Regions from separate parts of the Mus musculus genome. Here region 2 is linked to region 1. The links are chromatin loops, found by intact Hi-C in ENCODE. Cell type or tissue: heart. All regions are shown on one strand. Each heading gives the region's core, and the rest is flanking DNA. Links, peaks and the distances in the headings are about the cores only.

Region 1 (5,373 bases), core at 278-5,277:
GAATGAGAAGAAAGATTAGAACATATAGCCAAAGAATATGAGACGAAGCAAAGCAACTCAGGAGAAACTGAGAGAAGTGAGATTGGATCAGTCAGCTAGGACAGTAGTTTGAGCCAGAACAGCTGAGTTGAACCAGCCAGCCAGAGATCAGAAAGAGCTCGGAAAAGGTGATCATGTTCAACATCAAGTCTCAGAGGCGGAAAGCATTTTAGGTCTAGATTAGATTGTACGGAGGCTAGGGCTTGTAGGACTAGGCCTAGCAGACAAAGGCAGTAAGCTTCTAGACAACAAATTACATCAGGTGAATAAAAGTAACTTTTATACCCTTCTCTTCTGGTCATAATACATAAATCACCTTTTTCATATTAATATGGGCTTGCTTTTACAAATCAAGTCAATCTTCAGTAACTCAACACCTAGAAGACTAATATGAAAAACAATGTTGAACATGTAAATGCCAGTATCAAATATTGAAGTCGATGCCTTCAGCTACATGGTGTGTTTAGCTCATTAGCCCTAGCTGGTGGGTGGGGCAAGAGTTACTTCAACAGCAGTGATAATCCTAACACTGGCTGTGATATGACTTTGTCCCTTCACATGTCCCAGGTCAATTAATTGACTAGACTAATGCTAAGGACCCAACAAACACATTTGCTGGTCTGAATTCAAAGTTAGACCTTACTCTGCTAGAATGGTAAGAATCACATAGGAGTTCTTAAAGGTCAAGTTGGACATCTGTTAACCCTGGTCCTTGTATCTAATAGGGCACAGCTATTCTCCAAGGTAGATGTTAAACTCCCTCAGCCCAAATGCCAAGGCATCCTGTCTCACGTGTGGATGTTCACAGCTAAAGATGGTTGTACAGAGAAGTTGGCATCCAAACACTAGAATGTATTTCCTGAGGAGCTTTTATATGACAGATGTGCTGAGAGGCTGAGTTTGTCAGACCTGGGCAGCACATCTCATTTAGAGGGCCACACGAAGCCTAACTCAGCTCTGCATAGCATGGGTGAGCAAGGCTTGCTCTCTATGGCACACAACATAAGGGTTTAAGTTTAATAGTCAGATAGACACAAATCAGTTTACTTTCACAGGGAGCCTCCCTCTGTACAGCTTCTTAAAATGATCCAAAAATTTAGTTGTTCTATTTAGTTGTTGGTAATGTACAAAATCATATTGCACAAGTCCTTTGCAAAAGGAGACTAAACTAAGCCAACTTTAAATTTCCCAACAGGACTGCCACCAGAACATCTGGAATATGATTGCTATCCTCCCTATTGGCAGCACAAAGATGTGGACTTAGGCATCATTAGCTGTCTGCTCATGAACTGCATGCTATTGCATTCTGTCAGGTGGGAGGAACGGTGCTGGAGGAAGACTGACTGAGACGAGAGTAGATGCTTCTCACTTCAGTTCGGTACTCAGCGTCCTCTATTTTCACTCTGCACTAAAGTGAAATGTACTAGCTTATGTTCCTCACAGAAATACCACCAAGTGGGGACCCGAGACCATTGCCTAAGGCTACCTATGCCCACCCCCAAAACACATGTAATAATAATAATAATAATATTTAAATGTTCACAAATAGCTGATTTGATTGTTTGCTTATTTAATTGAGACATGGTCTCATTGCCCAGTTTGGCATCAGCTCACTATAAAGTTGGGAATGACCTTGAACTTCTGATCCCCGCCACCATTTTTGAGTTGGTGGCTTGTTTAATTCACATGCAAAACTGTTTTCGGTCTTCTTAGAGTGTCTTGACTGACTATGGCAGAGATGGTCCTATCTTTTGCAGTTCTGGCGACTGACCCAGTAGGTATTGCTTGAAAAACACGACACACGTTGACTTAATACGGGAAACAAGCAGGCAAAATATTAACATGAAACAACTCCCAGAGTCTTTGGGAAAAACTTGGGGTCAGTCACTAAAGCCTGGCTAGGGAAGAGCAGCTTTGCCCATCTAACTTTAAAACAGACTTGGAGAGGCGTTGTGGGCAGGCTTTTGGGGATTCAGTGAAGATACGGCCTTTGAAAACTCAGTCCACAAGGTTACTACTTAAAGTGGTACTGGTAAATCAATTTATATTAGGATGCTCAAAATTCTTTTTGTTTAAAAAATGTTGTAATCCTTCTTGGGACATTTATGAGGTCTGGAATGGTGACTGCCCACTGGGGCTCTGGTTGTATTCATTGCAGGTAGCCTAAAATGACCTCCTACCCCTGAAAGGAAAGCCTGGTGCCAAAGTCCAGAGGAGAGGCTCTGCCAACCGGACACCAGGGTTCACACGGTTTCAGAAGCCCTGAGAGTTATATTTGGAAAATCACTTAAAGCCTATAGCCAAGACAATAGTGGATTAAAATCGTTGTAACATGTCTTTCATGATTAAAAAGTCTGGCGCCAAAACAGTTCTAGAGAAACTAACATCAAAAAGGACAGATATGGAGTATCCAGTTGGCACCACAGGGGATGATGTAAGGGATGGGGGTGAGAGAGGACCGTGTTGACACCATTTGTTGTAAAACCAACAGGCTCTGCTGTAATTGTTATTACAGAAAGACCTGCGTAGCTGTACATACCCAACAGCCGCCTGCAACACGGGAACACGTACGAGATGGACCAGAGCATTTATGGTAGTGGCTGTTCAAGAAGTCTTGAATCTCAGCAAGTGGTGGTAGAGGCTAGAAGCATGTGAGTTCTAAACCAGTGTAGGCTAAACTGTCTCAAACAACCAAAAGAGAAAAAAATAGCATTGATTAGAGGAAAGCAAGGCATTTTTAATGTACTCAATTCTCTTTCTCAATAATTATCTTTTACATAAATTCCCAATAACTCCACCAGGACAGAAAGCTGGTTTTGGAGAACTGAATCCTAAAGTATCTGCACACCTACCTTTTCAATCCAGGATTGTCCCAACCGCTCTAATCTCTTCAGACCCCCGCCCCAATCGCGCTAAGCCCCGCCCCAGACTCCAGAGCCTCGCTTCGGACCGGGGAGTTTGTTCTAACGAGTAGCCCCGCCCAGATGCGCTAACTCCCGCCCAAGAGGCGGGAGCCCCGCCCAGCCCGGGGAGTCCTGCTTCAGACTGGGGCGTCCGTTCCGATGGGTAGCCCCGCCCGCCTGTGGGGGCGCGCGGCGCGGTAACCCGGAAGTGGCAGTAGCGTGCGGGGGCGGGGCGGCGCGCTGGAGCGGGCCATGGCCGCCGCCGCCGCGGGCTTTGTGTGCCGCGCGCGAGCCCCGGCCGTCCGCACCTCGCCGGGGCTGCGGGGCTGCCGCTGACCCGCCCCGCTCGCCGCGCCGCGCCCGCCTGGCCCCGCCCCTGGCCTCTCCGCCTTCTCGGCCGGCCTCCAGTTCTCGGCGCTCTCCCTCTGCGCTCCCTGCGCTTCCCTCCCGCCCGCGGCGGGCGCCAGGCCGCCCCGATGCCCGAGCCCGGCCCCAGGATGAACGGCTTCTCGCTCGGCGAGCTGTGCTGGCTCTTCTGCTGCCCTCCTTGTCCGAGCCGCATCGCCGCCAAGCTGGCCTTCCTGCCGCCCGAACCCACCTACACGGTGCTGGCGCCCGAGCAGCGCGCGCCCGCTCCCGCGGCGACCCCCGCGCCCGCCCCGGCGGCGCAGCCCGCTCCGGCCGAGGAGGGTGCGGGCCCCGGCGCGTGCAGCCTGCACCTGAGCGAGCGCGCCGACTGGCAGTACTCGCAGCGCGAACTGGACGCCGTCGAGGTCTTCTTCTCGCGCACGGCCCGCGACAACCGGCTGGGCTGCATGTTCGTGCGCTGCGCGCCCTCCAGCCGCTACACGCTGCTCTTCTCGCACGGCAACGCCGTGGACTTGGGCCAGATGTGTAGCTTCTACATCGGCCTGGGCTCGCGCATCAACTGCAACATCTTCTCTTACGACTACTCGGGCTATGGTGTGAGCTCCGGCAAGCCCTCCGAAAAGAATCTCTACGCTGACATCGACGCCGCGTGGCAGGCACTGCGCACCCGGTGAGCCCCGAGCCACGGTTGGGGTGCGGGCTTGTGCTCCCGGATTGTTGCATTCGCTCGAGATTGCAACAGCCCTCGGGGATGGAGAGCTCAGACTTAAAGGGTCCTGCCTGCTTTTCACTGGCCCGCGCGGCCTGGAGTCTTTGTGGCTCCGGTTAAACGCACGTGGCCGCTGTGGGGGATGCCAATGTACCGGCCAAACCAACTTGGTTGGGCTTGAGTTGTGTCTTGAGCTACGCGCAGACCCCGAAGGTCTGGTAGAAGTGACCTTGGGGTTTTCAGAGCCCTTGACAGCTGGGGAGAGACGATGACCTCTAAAAGACTTTCCAAGTAGAAAGTGTCCCTGGGGCGATGCCTGTGCAGCCCTTAAGGCTGGGTCGGGTCGGGTGTGGGGAGGACTTTGCCTCCTGGTCCCGCAGAGTATGTGGCACTGGGAGATCAGGAAGTTAGCTGAAGAACCTTCCCTAAACACCACCAGTAGCGCAGAGTGTTATAGGCGTGAGGAAATCTCTTGACCTTGAGTTAGCGTTCATAAAACTGGAAAGTATTTATTCAGGGTCTTTTATATGCTAAGCACAAATTGTTATATTCTGAGGACAGACCAGGTTGGGGGGGGGGGGAACTAACTTAAGTTTTACTCTGAACTTAGACATTTGGTTTGCGGGAAAGTCAAGTGACCTGACCAGTTTTGGTGCTTGTGACCTTCCCATGCAATCCCCATAGCACAGGTGGCAACCGTACCTGAGGTCCTGTGTGTAATGAGCTTGGATTTCGTTAGAGGAATAAGTCCCCAGAATGACAGTAGGCACTGTTCTTTTTAGAGACCTTTGTATCGTTTTTATGAAACGTCTATTTGCTAAGCTAAGTACATGGCCAGTAATAATGACTTTATTTCCATATGTGTTGCACATATGTTCATAAGTTATCCCTTATGCTTCTTGAGAAATGGCTTGTATAACAGAGAAGTACTTAGTATTCACTCTAAGATGCTTGCTCACATTCTTCTGAGGTCTTGGAGGGCTCCTCAATTGGGGTATAGTTTTTGGAGAATGATGTAGGCAGATGAGGCTGGATTCTATCCTGATGGAGTGGCTGAGGATCCACAAGTAGTCACATGCCACCTGCTCCCAAGAACAGGTTTCAGAAGTATTTGTCAGAAGCGGGGAGTGGAGTGCTGGTGTGGGATATGCTTCAGCACTCTGGAGGGAGGCAGAGGCTGGAGGATTGCTCAAAGTTTCAGGCTAGCCTGAGCTACATGGTGAGTTCTATGTTGGCCAGGGCCATAGTAAGACCTTGCCTGGAGAAAAATATGTGGAGTAGGTGGATGGCTGAGTGGGTGCAGGCTGCTTTGTGGGTGGACATGGTGACCAAAGTTTCCCCTGTGCAATCCAG
Region 2 (5,373 bases), core at 156-5,155, 260 kb after region 1:
AGAGTACATGTCATTCAGGATGAGGCCTTGAGGTAAATTGCCAACACCACTAAGGCAATTTTCTTTTGTTAAAATAACAGGTGCCAGGCATAAAAGAAAGACATATTATACAATCCCATTTATTTAAGGTATCAAGAACAAGTAAAAATAATGTGGGGGGACAGGAATTAGAACACTGATTGCTTCTGGGAGGATATGAGATGGGTCTGACTGAGAAAGAACACAAAGGAACCTTTCGGTGTGATGGTCTGTGATCCCAGGACTCACTCCGTTCTGTATTTCAATAAAGTGTAGGTTATCAGAGACAGAGGTCATGTCTAGCAACCCCAGGGTCCTGAGTCCTTGCTTCCAGCAGAGCAAAACAAACAAACTCCTCATGTTGCATCCTTAAAACCCACAATTCACTGCATGCAAATGTTCAACCCCCATACTTCTTCTATGTAGTGGTGTGTCCTAGCAATCCTGAAAACACCTGTGAATTTTAGGAAGGAGCAAAAGTGTACACATGCGAAGGATGACTATAGCAGATTCCTCACTTGGGGAAAAATGCCACATGGAAGCAGGAAGAGAGCACCCTGTGGGTACAGGCTGGAAATGCAGGCACATTGATTTGAGAGGTACCTGGATGAGTGGGTAGATAAAAATATTAAGACAGAGGTTTCTTGAAGAAAAGACTAGTCACCCTATGGAAAACAAAAAGTGAAGCCTTAAATATCTTTTTTGCCTCAGCAAGAATCACTCATATAACAAGTCAGAATGCCATGGACAACAACCTGAAGCAGTTCTAGGGCCAAATCTGGAATAATATGAACATCAAAATAGTAGTGAGGATTTATAATTCTCTAAGTCCATATTAACATAAAGAAAGAAAAAGAATATCAGTAGAATATCAATAAATAGTTAATAAATGGAATAACTAATAAATGGAAGAACGTACACAACAGACAGAAATAAATAATCCCCAAAGGGGATGGTAAGTTGGCTTGGTGGGCAAGGCGCTTGCCTTGGCAGATATGATGACCTGAGTTTAATCCCCAGGGCCCACATGGTAGAAGGAAAGAAATGACCAACTACATCCAACTTGTTCTTGGACCTTCATATGCATGCTGAGGTACATATATAGGCACAGAGATCTCTACTAGACCACATTCACAAGTGTGTTTGTATTAAATGCAGGGAATGTTATTCTGTTGGTCTCTGCTGTTCAGCTCAGTACACATCTCTCTAATAGACTAGAATACTCTCCTGTCCTGTCTAAAATCAAACCTGCTCCCTGTTGCCCTCTGACATTCCCACACAACACTTCCTCTTTATAAGATCCAACCATTTCTGTTTCTGTTTACGAGGGTTATTTCCTACCCCCTTGTTCTGACAGATGTCTTGCTCATCTCTGTGACCTCCTCTTCCTCGGGGTCTGAGCACTGTCCATGGCTAGGCCTCTCACAAGGCAAGGTTCACTTTAGCAGGTTAAAAGGCATTATTTACTAGAGTCCAAAAAGGACAGTTGGAAATTGAAAGGAGTCATACCCACTCAAATCTACTCCAAATTTTCTTTCCAGAATCTCACAGTGGAGCCCAAACCAGTTTGAAATTTACTATGTAGCCCAGGTTTAACTAAGGCTAGCCTCCTCCACTAGTCTCTTAAGTGCTGGAATTACAACCTTGCACTACCATGGCCCCACTACTCCAATTCTTCTGTTGGGTACAGAGAACAACAACAGGAGTCCCCCCTTTTTAAGTCAAATCCAACAGGTGGATATTTTAAATGTATGCCCAAAAGTCTTACCTCCTTCCAACAATATAGTTAGCCACAAGTTAAAAAAAAAATCAGCATTGGAAACAAACTCTGAAAAGTTCTCTGGCAGAGAACCTTACACAGTGAATATAGCTATGTGTGTGATTCCTTTCCATCAGCTGTGCCAATCAAATACGACAGTACAATCAAGGGCTGCAGTGTACTTTTGATCAGGAATCCCTCCTTAGAACCTTTTGCATACCCCAAATGCAATCAAGTAACAGACCAGAATTCGGCCTCTCACAAAACAAGTCCACTACTCCCATCAATGAAAAACCTGAGTTGCATATGAGATATGCCTTAGTTCCCTTTACCAGTAAAATAAACCCACCCAAGAAATTACAAAAGCCCCAGCAGGAATATACACCAAAAGAAGTCGGAAACCCTCTATATTTGGAAAGATCTCTATCAAAGCTAAAAAAAAGTTGAGAGACCACCTTTAGAACCCATTCACTCCAGAACAGGAGGAGGAAGGAGGGAATGCTCTTCAGGAGCGCTCGCTCCCTGTTCGCGGCTCACAAACCACCAAGATCAATGTAGAGACCCCTGCGACATAGCAAGGAAAGTAGGGCTTGACTGGTGAGAGTCCAAGTGCTGACTGGAGTGGCTGAGGAGCCATGATAGCGAAAGACACTGGGCGAGAGGCCTGAGCCGTGGTGGAATGAAGAGAGACGCGGGAGTCAACGGGTACTGGGAGACATTTCAAGAAAGACCCTCAGAGGGCAGCGAGCGGGATCAGGGGACAAAAGTCAGAAGGTCAAATGTCCGAGAGGGTAAGGGTTAGGAGAAAAGGGATCTGTATGGGAGATGCTCAGAAGTGTGCAGGCGACACAGACCTCCCACTGCTCCAGAAGTCGCGCCATGTCGGCATCGTTGTAATCGCGGATGTCCTTCTTTTTCCGTGGAGGTGGGGTGGCCTCGCCCGGAGTGTCCGCCGCGTAGGCATTAGGAGGAGGGAGCAACAGAAGGTCCGAGGCACACAGAAACAGTAGAACCGCGCGCAGCCACCTGGAGGCAGCCATGTTAGCAGCCTAGCGTAACGGACTGCCCAGCGTAAGGCACAATGAGCCTGCGCAGACAGCGTGCGGAGTCCGGACGCCGGGGCCTCGCCCCCACCCCGCCCCCGGCCTTCCAATCCAGTCCCTAAGCGTGTTCTGCGCAGAACTAAACCCAGTACTTGACCCCGTCCCACCCTCGCGGACTCAAGTCCCAATGGCTCCGCCTCCGAGGAGTCCGTAGCCTACCGCACCCCGCCTCGTTCTGGTTCCTCCTGTCCGGACCTCATCCGGTAGCTCCGACCCCCTTGGCTCCGCCCACAACTGCATTCCCTTGGGGCTCCCAACCTCAGGCTCCTCCCCGTCATCGAGCCTTTCACCACTTGACTCCACCCCTCAGCCACGGTCTCCTGACTCCGCCCCTAGGGTACCGCCTCCTCACCAGACTCCGCCCCATAGCTCTGGGAGCTCACCTGGCTGGGGACCAAGGGTTCTTCCTCCTGGTTCCTCCCCTTGCCAGGCTCCGCCCCGCGAGCTCCGCCCCTTGGCCTGGCCAAACAATCTACTCTAGCTGGGTCCTGCCCAACTGTGCTTTCTCCACTATTTGGGGGTTTTGTTAGAAGTCAGCCCTTTTGTCTCTCATTCTCTAGCCAGGGTCTGAAAGTTCCCTCAGGGTTTCAGTGACAGAGTCCTCGAAGCCTATGAAATGAATGAGTTGGAAGATATGCAAACTACCTTGACCCTGAGGCCCTTTTCAGGGTGTTGACATTCAACTACGCTCCCTAGTAATTTCTAGCAAGAACAAACCGCCTGCTGAAAAGCTAAGGACAGCTAGGGCAACTTTTCTCGAAGACTGTAATTATAGGGTCTATTGTTATTCTGCTCCACGGATGATTTTCGACCCACCATTCTTTCAATATCACTGTCAATTAAACTGGAAAAAAAAACCCATTTAATTGATAACCATTTTTATTGTTTAAAATAGTTCCTGTCTCTTCTGATTTTCATCTACCACTGTGGCTTTAACCTATAGGACAAAACCACCCTAATTTTATTTTCTATTTTACAAGATTTTGACCACTAAGATCTTCAAAATTAAAATACTTGGGGTCAGAGATACTTTAAAGTTTCCTAAGCTTTAAGTGGCAGATCTGATTTCTTTAAAATTTCAAATTATATCATAAGACATGAAACCTTGGTGTAGTTGGAAAATATTCAAAAACTATACCTTAAGTACTGACCCCAAAGTGCCACATAATGCATACAATTTATTTCTATATTTACAAATGTATCTCAAGAATGGGTTTTCAATGTTTATATCAGCATACTGTGTTAATTACTAAGCATACTTGGGTTCTTTTTTTTTTTTTTTTTTTTTTTTTTTTGGTTTTTGCGAGACAGGGTTTCTCTTTATAGCCCTGGCTGTCCTGGAACTCACTTTGTAGACCAGGCTGGCCTCAAACTCAGAAATCTGCCTGCCTCTGCCTCCTGAGTGCTGTGATTAAAGGCGTGCGCCACCACGCCTGGCCTTGGGTTCTTGAGTGTTTCATTCCTTTACTGTTTTTTAGTTTTTGGTTTTTTGCTTTGTGGGTGTTTTTTGTCTTGTTTGTTTTCTCAAGACTGGGTTTCCCTGGCTAACCTGGAACTCACTCTGTAAACCAAGCTGACCTAGAATTCAGAGGTCTGCCTGACTCTGCCTCCCAAGTGTTGGATTGGAGGCATGTGCCACCACAACCATTCTTCACTAGTACACCAGTGTTTTTGTTTTTTCTCTCATGGTCATTATTATATTACTATTTTCCCTGTCTTTTTCTCTATACTTTGGATGGATATCGTTAATAGGTTTCATATAGTGCAAATCCTTTACAAAATGTTTAAGTAAAAGTCTTTCTTATGACTGATACTTCTTTCTCAGAAGTGGGTGGAAATTGAGTGTTAAGAATGTCCTGGGTTCAGCTGGGCATGGTGGCACACGCCTTTAGTCCCAGCACTTGGGAGGAGGCCGAGGCAGGCGGATTTCTGAGTTCGAGGCCAGCCTGGTCTACAAAGTAAGTTCCAGGACAGCCAGGGCTACACAGAGAAACCCTGTCTCAAAAAAAAAAAAAAAAAAAAAAAAAAAAAAAGGAGTGTCCTACCTTATCCAGCCTTCTTTGTCATATGGCCCCATCACAAAGGTCTGGAGTTTCTATCCTCAAGGTCATCAAAAGTTCCAGGATGGCTATTGGTACTCCAACCATCAGATGGCATTCCAATCAAAGGAAATGGGAAATAAGTCAAGCTGAGGGACGAGCATCCTATTAGGGAATTGTGCACAGCCTTTCTGGTCTCATTGAGCTACCTCTCTGAGAGGGACTGGGAGTAATTATTTAGCTGTCTTTGCTACCATCTCAAATAAATTTAGGCTTGTTAGGAAAAGCATAAAGTGGAGGTTAAGAAAAGAGCTAACTAGCAACGTGAGCCTTATTGACCTTCACTCTAAGGTCAAATGTGGTGTGCATTTATTCCCACTGTAGTAACGTAGCTGATTTTTTCCATATTCATACATGGATATGAATAAACACAAGGACATTTTCTGTTGACGTT

What was found. Peaks named below come from ENCODE experiments on the same cell type or tissue, not always from the same donor. Only the 100,000 strongest peaks of a DNase experiment are listed, where the experiment ranks them.
Region 2: a loop joins it to region 1, with 3 times the contacts of the local background. A loop is called at or near these places in 6 of 42 quality-filtered maps.

Annotation. Positions count from the first base shown.
Region 1 is chr7:84,149,890-84,155,262 of GRCm38, reverse strand. It overlaps Abhd17c (abhydrolase domain containing 17C), which reads left to right and starts at 3,370. Exons shown (of 3, transcript NM_133722.2): 1 at 3,370-3,981. The coding sequence starts at 3,419. Gm39044 (a long non-coding RNA gene) reads left to right here. Exons shown (of 3, transcript XR_869770.2): 3 at 1,235-1,577. It overlaps LOC117997403 (a long non-coding RNA gene), which reads right to left and starts at 3,123. Exons shown (of 3, transcript NR_169136.1): 1 at 2,892-3,123; 2 at 2,579-2,717. In heart, for the core only: a CTCF peak has its summit at 2,838; DNase peaks (open chromatin) are centred at 3,092, 3,722 and 4,222; H3K4me3 peaks cover 2,820 bases; H3K27ac peaks cover 2,029 bases.
Region 2 is chr7:83,889,734-83,895,106 of GRCm38, reverse strand. It overlaps Mesd (mesoderm development LRP chaperone), which reads right to left and starts at 2,841. Exons shown (of 3, transcript NM_023403.4): 1 at 2,632-2,841. The coding sequence starts at 2,817. In heart, for the core only: CTCF peaks have their summits at 584 and 2,801; a DNase peak (open chromatin) is centred at 3,026; H3K4me3 peaks cover 2,475 bases; H3K27ac peaks cover 2,027 bases.